Regions from separate parts of the Homo sapiens genome. Here region 2 is linked to region 1. Evidence: chromatin contacts called from ENCODE Hi-C or POLR2A ChIA-PET data. All regions are on one chromosome and are shown on one strand. Each heading gives the region's core, a stretch centred on a gene start or an enhancer-like site at or near the end of the contact. The rest is flanking DNA. Distances are from core to core; before and after follow the strand shown.

Evidence for each region. Hi-C counts contacts between places; a loop is a spot of excess contacts on that map. ChIA-PET counts read pairs that join two places held with the same protein, here RNA polymerase II (POLR2A). Pooled maps may share reads with other maps.
Region 2: a loop to region 1 is called in a map of CD4-positive, alpha-beta T cell, with 7 times the contacts of the local background. The contact joins two enhancer-like sites. A Hi-C loop is called at or near these places in 20 of 168 maps with a recorded cell type or tissue (B cell, CD4-positive, alpha-beta T cell, CD4-positive, alpha-beta memory T cell and 13 more), 22 of 37 single-sample maps with no recorded cell type and 22 of 50 pooled maps. POLR2A ChIA-PET finds 5 or more read pairs at or near these places in 16 of 52 experiments (AG04449, BJ, CD4-positive, alpha-beta T cell and 10 more).

What each region holds. Positions count from the first base shown.
Region 1 is chr17:64,596,765-64,602,453 of GRCh38, reverse strand. SMURF2 (SMAD specific E3 ubiquitin protein ligase 2) reads left to right here. Exons shown (of 19, transcript NM_022739.4): 3 at 3,964-4,072. Among named protein-coding and RNA genes, the nearest start is that of SMURF2, 63 kb to the left of the region's middle. Within about 2 kb of position 2,938, at least 4 of the 41 ENCODE cell types and tissues checked have a DNase peak (open chromatin) inside an H3K27ac peak, as active enhancers do.
Region 2 is chr17:64,646,099-64,651,787 of GRCh38, reverse strand. The region is part of intron 1 of SMURF2 (SMAD specific E3 ubiquitin protein ligase 2); the gene reads left to right. Among named protein-coding and RNA genes, the nearest start is that of SMURF2, 13 kb to the left of the region's middle. Within about 2 kb of position 2,543, at least 2 of the 41 ENCODE cell types and tissues checked have a DNase peak (open chromatin) inside an H3K27ac peak, as active enhancers do.

The DNA.
Region 1 (5,689 bases), core at 1,689-4,188:
TTTTTGTTTACTGTGTTATTTAACAGAAAGGGAACATAAAAGGCTGTGACTTTCCTACTTAATTAAGGATCTGGAAGCCACATTTTGTATGGAAAAAATTGTTTTTCTTTTATTATTTTATTTTTTTATTTCAATAAGTTTTGGGGGAACAGATGGTGTTTGATTACATGAATAAGTACTTTAGTGGTGATTTCTGAGATTCTGGTGGACCCATCACCCAAGCAGTGTACACTGTACCCAGTGTATAGTCTTTTATCCCCTGTTACCCCCACCCTTTCCCCCAGTCCCCATAGTCCAGTATATCATTCTTACGCCTTTGCATCCTCATAGCTTAGCTCCCACATGTGACTGAGAACATACGATGTTAGGTTTTCCATTCTTGAGTTACTTCACTTAGAATAATAGTCTCCAATTTTATCCAGGTTGCTGTGATTATTTCTTTTTAATGGCTGAGTAGTATTCCATGGTGTATGTATGTATATGTGGTGTGTGTGTGTGTATATGTAGGTGTGTATATATATATATACACACACATATAATTATATATAAATATATACATATATAATTATATAATATAAACATATATATACACACACACATATACACACACACACACACCACATTTCTTTACCCACTCGTTGATTGATAGGTGTTTGGGCTGCTTCAGTATTTTTGCAATTGTGAGTTGTGCTGCTACAAACCTGCGTGTGCAAGTATCTTTTTCGTATAATGACTTCTTTCCCTCTGGGTTAATACCTAGTAGTGGGATTGCTAGATCAAACAGTAGATCTACTTTTAGTTCTTTAAGGAATCTCCACACTGTTTTCCGTAGTGGTTGTACTAGTTTACATTACTACCAGCCGTGTAAAAGTGTTCCCTTTTCACTGCATCCATGCCAACATCTGTTATTTTTAAATTTTTTGATTATGGCCATTCTTGCAGGAGTGAGGTGGCATCGCATTATAGTTCTGATTTGCATTTCCCTGATACTTAGTGATGCTGAGCATTTTTCATTATGCTTATTGGCCTATCTTGTTGATATATCTTTTTTTGAGAATTGTCTATTGATGTCCTTAACCCACTTTTTGATGGGATTGTTTGATTTTTTCTTGCTGATTTGTTTGAGTACTTTATAGATTCTGGATATTAGTCCTTTGTCAGCTGTTGTTTTTCTTAATCCTTAATCTTTTTTTCCACTGAGATAGGGTCTTGCTCTGTCAACCAGGTTGGAGTGCAGTGGCATGATCATGGCTCACTGCAGCCTCGGCCTCCCAGGCTCAAGCAATCCTCCCATTTTAGCCTCCTGAGTAGCTGAGACTACAGACGTATGCCACCATGCTTGGCTAACTTTTAAATTATTTTGTGGGGGATGGGGGGTGGTCTTACTATGTTGCCCAGGCTGGTTTCAAACTCCTGGGCTCAAGTGATCCTTTCGCCTCAGCCTCCCAAAGTGCTGAAATTACAGGTGTGAGCTACTGTGTCTGGCCAGTCCTTAATTCTTTTTCATTTTATTTTTTTAAAAAAGCAAGAAACCAGAGAGACTTAATTCTTCAACTAGTTTAATAACACCCAAAGGGAAAGTTTAGAAATGTGATTTTTTTGTTTTTGCTCATAAATACACATTTATATGTTTATTTATTTAAATAGTAGAGTGAAAATAACAAGATAGAGTGAATTCTTCCCAGGAGGAAATCTTCATTTATTGAGGGTGGAGGTAAAAACATTCTTCCATTGAACACATTTATAAATGGTTAGGTGTTACTGAAATACTATGCATAGCACTCAGCTTCAAGAACAATATAGTCAAATAGATTTAATACCCTAACTTACCAAGTTTCTTTGAAACTTAACGCCTAAATTTTGGTCCTCCTTTATTATTTGGAAGCGATAGATCACAGAATCATAGAATTGGGGAACTGATAGGTGATTTGTCTGTCCTTGAAACTTGGCAAATTAGTATCTTAAAAAAATTAGCATTGATACCAACATGCAAAATTTCTCCAGTCACCAACACTTAACGCTGTTTTGTTCTAGTATTTTCAGCTGTCCACAGGAAATCTACTCTATCCCAATGTCTAACACATGAAGTGACATTTTTGTCTCTCTAACATTTTTAGTTCCACCTTTTAAATTTTTGTCAAAAGAATCATTTTCATTATTGCTTTGGGCTGAAAACTGTATTGTCATCTTTGATACAAGTTTCTTATTAATTTGTATTAGATCTTTCAGAATAGCTCTCTTGTCATTTCCTTTCCCTTTCCACATGACTTCCCTCATTCAGGGTCTTTTCATCCTACTGTTGGATAATTACAACAGCTTCATATATGGTCTGCCTCTAGTCTTTCTTTCTCCTAGTGGGCCCTGAATACCACTGATAGAAAAATATGACTGTAGTTACAGCCATGCTCAAGAACCTGAAATGGCTCCCTGTTATCTACCTCAATCAGTCCAAGCCCTGTTGCCCGACTTTTAAGCCTCTCTTACTGGGTCAGTCATATTTCCAATAGTATTTACTTTTACACCTTAGCACAAGCTCTTTGGTTAGACTCTTCAAAGTCTTTTAAATATTGTATTGTCATACCCTCCTTGGTGCTCTTCCTTTTGCTAGGAAAGTCCTCCTTCTCCTGTATGCCCTTTAAAGCAGCAGCCCCCAACCTTCGGCACAGGGACCGGTTTCATGCAAGACAGTTTTTCCAAGGACATGGGGAGCAGGGGATGTGTTGGGATGAAACTGTTCCATCTCAGATCATCAGACTTTAGATTCTCATAAGGAGCGCACAACCTAGATCCCTTGCAAGCGCAGTTCACCATAGGGTTCCAGCTCCTATGAGCATCTAATGCTGCCGCTGATCTGACAGAAGGCGGAGCTCAGGCTGTAATGCTTACTCTCCCACCGCTCACTTCCTGCTTTGTGGTCCGGTTGTAACAGGCCACGAACCTGTACCGGCCCATGGTGCAGAGGTTGGAGACGCCTGCCTTAAAGCCCAGATGAGTTCCCTCCTCCCTCAAAGCCCTTTCTTTACTGTTCAGATTCAAACCTTTTCTCCTGTTTTTCTGAGCTCTTACTTGTACTCACTGTTGGACCACGTAGTAAATAAGAGGTAAAATACAGCATAGTGGTTAAGAGCATGAAGTCGAGAGCCAGACATGGGTTTAGAATCTACACTTTAGATTCTGGCCCTGCCATTTACTACTCTGTGACCTTGGGCTAGTTAATTGACCCCCTTGTGCCTTGGTTTCCTCATCAGTAAAATAGGGATAATAACAGTGTTTACCTCGTAGGGTTATTGTAAGGATTAAGGATAAATGTATTTAGAATAGTACCTAACATAGTGATATAAGTGTTTGCGTTACAATCAGTATCACTAAGCACTTGTTTATTCTCAGGTATTTTTGGTTTTGTTTTTCATGTATAGTATTTTTATTTTTCCAATTAGATAGTAAGCTCTTTTAAGGCAGAGTGTTACATCTTTTGTTTCAGTCTGATTTTTCCTGGTAGTTATTCAGCAAAACTCATTTGCTAATTTGATTTCTCTGTAGCCTGTGTTCCTGTATAAAAACCTTTAATAAGCTTTTTCTTTAAATGAGCTACTGAGGGAGACATTTGGAAAGAAAAAGCCATGAATGGTTACAAGAATTCATGTAACCATTCATGACCCCATTCCTCGGGTCAGAGGGCTGGTAACAACCTATTAAAAACTTCCACATTATGAGGTAACCTCTAGATTTTGGTAGTTTAAACTGGGACTATTTTGAGACAGAAACGAGAAAAAATATAGTTTTGGTATTTAATGTAGAAGTAACTTTAGTCTTTTTTTTTAAAAAATGGACTATTCATTTATAGCTAAATGTTAAACTTTTTTAAAAGAATGGAATAATCTTTTGTAGCAAATGGAATGCTTGTATAATTAATCTTCTATCTTAAATGTCAAATTATTAATTTTAGAAAATCTTTTTTCACAGGACTTCCTGATCCATTTGCTAAGGTGGTGGTTGATGGATCTGGGCAATGCCATTCTACAGATACTGTGAAGAATACGCTTGATCCAAAGTGGAATCAGCATTATGACCTGTAGGTTTCAACAATTAGTTTGAAATGGAACATATCATTAAATTATTTGATATAGTCTTTGAAAATAATCATGGGAAATGATCTGGGTTTCATCTGTGGTATAATTTGGTCATCACAAAAGGGGTAAAGAAAAGCCCAGTGGGAATGTGCTTTGGCTTATAGACAGGTTTTGAAAGATGAGGTATCTCTAAAATTCTATGAAGAAGAAAATGAAACTGGCTCACAGTAGAGCAATCCCCCACCTCTTTTTTCAATTAAATAAAGGTATTAATTCACCACTTTAGACCAATTATAAAACCAGAAATAAGGATTTGGGTTGCACTGAATAGGCTTCTTTTTGCCTTTATATGGATGGTTTCTTTCTTTTAAATTTTATTTTAAACCATTGGAGTATATGCACCTTTTTAAAAAGGCAAATGATACAATAAAGCTTTTACTGGAAAACAGCAAGTTCCCTGCTCCATTCTCATTCCTGATTCCCATCCTCAAGGCAACTGCTTTAATAACTTTGGCTGTTTATTCTGGTATTTTCATCTGTTTCTAGATATGTATTTTATTTTATAGCATCACAGTTTTCTTTTTTTAGTTTTAGGTAATTTTTTTTTTTTTTTGAGACAGTCTTGCTCTGTCACCCAGGTTGGAGTGCAGTGGCACCATCTCGGCTCACTGCAATCTCTGTCTCCTGAGTTCAAGCATTTCTCCTGTCTCAGCCTCCCGAGTAGCTGGGACTACAGGTGCCCACCACCACATTCAGCTAATTTTTGTATTTTTAGTAGAGATGGGATTTCACCATGTTGGCCAGGCTGGTCTCGAACTCCTGACCTCAAGTGATCCGCCTGCCTCGGTCTCCCAAAGTGCCGGGATTACAGACATGAGCCACTGCGCCCAGCCTAGTTTTAGGTATTTTTGAATTTCCTACCTAGAAGATGATTCGGCTTTATTTTTTATTATTAAAAATTCTTTTAAAATTAGAAACAGTCTCACTCTATTGCTCAGGCCAGAGTGCAGTGGCATAATCATAGCTCAGTGTAGCCTCTAACTCCTGGACTCAACTGATCCTCCCACCTCACCCTCCTCAGTAGCTGGAACTACAGGTGCATGCCACCATGCCCAGCTAATTTTTTTTTTAAGGTAATTTTTTGTAGAGATGGGGTCTTGCTATATTGCCCAGTCTGGTCTTGAATTCCTGGGCTCAAGATTCTCCCTCCTTGGCCTCCCAAAGTATTTGGATTACAAGCGTGGGCTGTGATGCCCAGCCCAGTGGTTCAGCTTTTAAAATTGGTATTCAGCATCCCCATTCTCATGACACAAGCCTCTTCCTTTCTTTAGTCTTCCAATATAATTATATGAACCTTTTTGGTTAAACCATTGTTCCATGTTTACATTATTATGATTATGTAAATATCCATAGTTGGGTCACAGGGGTACAAGAATTACATTTTCTTTCTTGACAACTTTTGTTTTTTCTGAAGTTAGTAGCTACTTTTCCCATTTGTTTAGTTATCTATTTATCTCCTAGATAGAAATGAGAAGTTATATGTCATAATCCTCAGACTCTCCTATAGAACTAAAGATCTTTTCTCCATATATTCAGTTCTGTCAGTATTCCATTGGCTT
Region 2 (5,689 bases), core at 1,294-3,793, 50 kb before region 1:
CCGTGCCCAGCTAATTTTTTTATTTTTTGTAGACATGGGGCCTCACTGTGTTACCCAGGCTGGTCTTGAACTCCTGGCCTCAAGTGATCCCCTGCCTTGGCTTTCCAAAGTGCTGGGATTACAGGTCTGAGCCATTGCTGCGCCTGGCCTGTTTTTGCTTGCATTATTTTATGTGTATATTTTTTCTTTTCTTTTCTTCTCTTTTTTTTTTTTTCTGAGGTAGGGTCTTGCTCTGTCGCCCAGGCTGGAATGCAGTGGCACGATCTTGGCTCACTGCAACCTCCACCTCCTGGGTTCAAGCAGTTCTTCTGCCTTGGCCTCTGGAGTAGCTGGGACTACAGGCGCGCGCCACCATGCCCGTGTAATTTTTATATTTTTAGTAGAGACAGGGTTTCACCATGTTGCCAGGCTGGTCTTGAACTCCTGACATCAAATGATCCACCCGCCTCAGCCTCCCAAAGTGTGGGATTACAGGCGTGAGCCACCGCGCCCAGCTTTATGTGTATATTTTTTCTCCAAGGCAAAAGAAAGGAAGAAACTTAATTTTATTAAAATGTAAGCATATATATATACACAAAAATATATATATTTCTGAGACAGCCTTGCTATGTCGCCCAGGCTGGAGTGCAATGGCGCGATCTCAGCTCACTGCAACCTCCGCCTCCTGGGTTCAAGTGATTCTCCTGCTTCACCCTCCCAAGTAGCTGGGATTACAGGCACCCGCCACCATGTATTTTTAGTAGAGACAGGGTTTTGCTGTGTTGGCCAGGCTGTTCTTGAATTCCTGACCTCAGGTGATCAGCCTACCTCGGCCTCCCAAAGTGCTGGGATTACAGACGTGAGCCGCCGCGCCCAGCCAGCAGATTTTTTTTTTTTTAACCACCGTGCATTCCTAGGCACTGTCACAAAGCAGAAATCCATAATGTAGATCTCATTTTCTATGTAAGATATACTTGGTAATTTTGTTTTTTTGAGACACAGTCTCACTGTATTGCCCAGGCACGATCTCCACTCACTGCAACCTCAGCCTCTCAGGTTCAAGCAATTCTCCTGCCTCAGCCTCCCCAGTAGCTGGGATTACAGGTGCCTGCCACTACACCCAGCTAATTTTGTATTTTTAGTAGGCATGAGGTTTCACCATGTTGGTCAGGCTGGTCACGAACTCCTGACCTCAAGTGATCCGCCCACCTCGGCCTCCCAAAGTGCTGGGATTACAGGCATGAGCCACTGTGCCTGGTCATTTTATGAGAGGTAGTCAGAATGTTGTGGAGAGTATAGAATTGGAGGCAGAAAATGTGAGTTCGTATCCTAGTTATGCCATGTATAAGCTTTGTGCATCTAAGCAAATCACTTATTTTCTCTGTGCTTGTGCCTTTAGTTATAAATGCATGCTTAAAATGACAGCGTTAAAACCAGGTGTGAAAATACCAAAAAAAAAAACAAAAAACAAAAAACCCGTGTGATGGTGTGTGCCTGTAATCCCTGCTGTCTAGGAGGCTGAGACTGGAGGATTGCTTGAGCTCAGGAGTTCGAGACCAGCCTGGGCAACATAGTGAGACATGGTCTCAAAAAAAAAAAAAAAAGGCAAGTCTTATTTATTTTAGCAATATGATGGAATAATGTACATGAAAGATACTGTTCAAGGTGTAAAGTTTTTTGTAAACGTACTTTGTCATTTTTGACCACGGATTTTGTTTTAAAGAAATTGGTGAAAACCGATTATATTTTATAAGAGCAGGTACGACATTAATAATGATTAATATATATTTATTTAAATGATACATGTCTTTTAAAGTAAGCATTTTGGATTGAAATCCTAGCTAGGCAAGAAAAAAAAGGCATAAATGTCTTGTATCAGCATATCATGAAGTATTCATATAATGAAATATAATTAGGTATTTATGTTTCAATATTTTAATCAAATATTTTCAATATTTTATTTTTGAGATGGTGTCTCGCTCTGTCACTCAGGCTGGTGTGCAGTGGTGCAATCTCAGCTCACTGCAACTTCTGCCTCCCTGGCTTAAGCAGTTCTCCCACCTCAGCCTTCCCAGTAGCTGGGACTACAGGCACGCACCACCATGCCTGGCTAATTTTTTGTATTTTTAGTAGAGACAGGGTTTCACCATGTTGGCCAGGTTGTTTCTCAAACTCCTTATCTTAAGTGATACGCCCGTTGCAGCCTCCCAAAGTGCTGGGATTACAGGCATGAGCCACTGCACCCGGCCTCAATATTTTAAATATTTAAAAATATATTTTTATAAACCATTTTTATCTTAATATGGCAGCCATTTAACCGATTAACTATACTTCTCTGTTCCTTCCATCCCCCAATGTTTGGTAAGAAGTAGAAGATGGCTCAGGATTTTGGAGTTGGATTGTAGATTGGGGAGCTGTTTGGATGAACTCTTTATGACTTGATAAATTCCTCTGTAGCATGCTGGCGCTTTCAAAAGTAGCCTGTAGCGTCACCTCTTGCCAGTAGATGGGGGTATTTCTGCACTGATAGATGTCAGGGTATGTAAAAACCTGTAAAACTGAAACCCAAAGTCTAAATGAGTGTGCTTGGAATAAATGGTGTTGAAGAGTTAGAAACTGAAAATTTGACTCCAATGTGTAATGAAAAATCATACTTTAGTGTGAGCTTTCTTATGTAAACTCTTTAAATGCTACATGTTGTAGGAGTAGATAGTAGAGTTGCAAACATTAGTAATTCTGTTTTTATTTTTGTGATTTTTGTGTCATCAGGCTTTACATGTAACTTTCTTCCTCCAGTGAAGAAGAAAACACTGATTGGTTGGTAAGATTATTCAGAATTGTATGAATCTAATACCATAAATAAGGTTGATAGAGATTTTTTACAGTTGAACTTGGGGAATTTTGTAGAGAAAGAAGGATGGAAAAAAAACTATAAGGAAAAGTAAAACGGCATTTGATAGATTCAAAATACCATCTCTAACATAGTGCTGCATATGTAGTACTTCAATAAATTGTGTGTGTGTGTGTGTTTTGTTTTTTGTTTTTGTTTTTGTTTGAAACAGGGTCTCACTCTGTCGCTCAGGCTTATGGCTCACTATAGCCTTGACCACCTGGGCTCAAGTAATCCTCCTGCCTCTGCCTCCTGAGTAGCTGAGACTATAGGTATGTGGCACCATGCTGGTGTAATTTTTAAATTTTTTGTAGAAATGGAGTCTCATTATGTTGCCCAGGCTGGTCTCAAACTCCTGGCTTCAAACAGTCCTCCAGTCTTGACCTCCCAGAATGCTGGAGTTACATGTGTGAGCCATTTGTGAATTAAAGAATGATGAAATTGAAAACAGGCTTTCGTGATCTCAGGGACCTCAGTTGAAACAAATAAGATCTCTCTTTGTGATGTCATTATTGAATTAACTAACATTTATACCTTAGTAATTTCAACATCATTAAGTTATAAAGATATAGGACTGAAGTGTTCATTTGTTAATATTTGACTTGATGGATAGAACTGTTTTACCACACTGCAAATTTTGCTGCTTAACAAAATGAAGATCACTAACATTCACTGGAATAAAATCTGTTGCTGGATTATCATCTAAGAAAAGTCACATGTAAGTAGTCTGTCAATGTTAGGAAGATAATTTAACATTTTTTTTTAGAGTTCTATGGTTTTAAGATATTCTCATTTATTGTCTCATTTAATTACTATTGAGATCCTGTTTTTTTTTTTTTTTTTTTTTTTTTTTTTTTTTTAAGAGATAGGGTCTCACTGTGTTGCCCAGGCTGGAGTGCAGTGGCATGATCGTAGCTCACTTACAGCCTGGAACTCCTAGGCTCAAGCAGTCTTCCTGCTTCAGCCTCCTGAGTAGCTAGGACAATAGTTGCTCACCACTGTGCCTGGCTAATTAAGAAAAAAAGTTTTTAAGGACTGGGTCTCACTGTTGCCCAGGATGGTCTTGAACTCTGGGTTTCAAGCAGTCCTCTCACCTCAGCCTCCCTGGTAGCTGGAATTACAGACATGAGCCACTGTGTCTACCAAGGTGTCTTTGTAGGTAATCTGAACCAGTGAAAGTGAAATGAGCACCTTTTATCTGACGAAATTTGTTCCCTAAATCTTTTTTTTTTTTTTTTTAGACAGAGTCTTACTCTGTCACCCGGGCTGAAGTGCAATGGCATGATCTCGGCTCACCGCAACCTCCCCCTCCTGGGTTCAAGCGATTTGCCTTCATCAGCCTCCGGAGTAACTGGGATTACAGGTGCCTGCCACCACCATGCTTGGCTAATTGTTGTATTTTTAGTAGAGACAGGGTTTCACCATGTTGGCCAGGCTGGTCTCAAGCTCCTGACCTCAGGTCCGCCCGCTTCAGCCTCCCAGAGTGCTGGGATTACGGGTGTGAACCACCGTACCCGGCCTCTATTCCAGTTCTTTAGAAATGAGGATAGATGTACCAAAAGTTCATTGTGATAAAATTTGAAGCTTCATATATTTTAGTTTTCTCTTTCCCAGTTTCTTCTGATTTTTTTTTCTTTTTTTTTCAGTTTCTTCTGATTTCCAGCTTAGTTAACCCCTAATTGTATTTTTTCTAGCAAGGAAGAAGACTAAGAATAATGATGAAATATGCTCATATTTACATATTCATTCAGTAAACATTTGCTGGGAGTCTTACATGCACCTAACACTGAGATGTAGGCTCTAGGATTTTAAGAAGAGGTTAAGACCTTTATCTTGCTTTCAGGGAACTTGCAGGTAACCAAACAGATAAGACTTGATGGATGAAATAACCACAGTCAGTGCTAGAGTTAATGGTGTATGCAGTAAGGGTGAAATAAAATAATGAAAGCCCATAGGTATTTCTAAGGGGGCTTTCTAGATTCTACGATTGATCTTTCATATTTTCTACCTTCCACTTTACAAAGAAAGGCACATTAGCCAGACATCCCAAATAGTACATTGTGGTGAGAGGCCTTCCACACCACCAGAGAGACAAATCAGAATGTTGGTGAGAAGGCAGTGATATCAATGACTGGGTAGCATCTTTTCATAAGTCAGGCATATTTCTCTCTGTAGTTTTCAACAAAATTGAAGGACTTGATCAAGTTTTAGCTGGTCATTAAAAATAATTTTTATAGGGCCAGGAGTGGTGGCTCATGCCTGTAATCCCAGCACTTTGGGAGGCTGAAGGGATGGATCGCTTGAGCTCATGAATTCGAGACCAGCCTGGGCAACATGGTGAAACTCCATCTCTACAAAAACTACAAAAATTAGCCTGGTGTGTGGTGCATACCTCTAGTCCCAACTACTTGGGAGGCTGAGGTGGGAGGATGGCTCGAGCCCAGCAGGCAGAGGTTGCAGTGAGCCGAGATGGTGCCACTGCACTCCAGCCTGGGCGATAGAGCCAGACCTTGTCTCAATTTAAAAAAAAAAAAAAAGAAAGAAAAAAAAAAAGAAAAATTCCAGTGGCTCATGCCTATAATCCCAGCACTTTGGGAGGCTGAGGCGGGCAGATCACTTGAGGTCAGGAGTTCAATACCAGCCTGGCCAATGTGGTGAAACTCTGTCTCTACCAAAAATACAAAAATTAGTTGGGCATGGTGGTGTGCGCCTATAATCCCAGCTACTCGGGAGGCTGAGACATGAGAATTGCTTGAACCTGGAGATGGAGGTTGCAGTGAGCTGAGATGGCACCACTGCACTCCAGCCTAGGCAACAGAG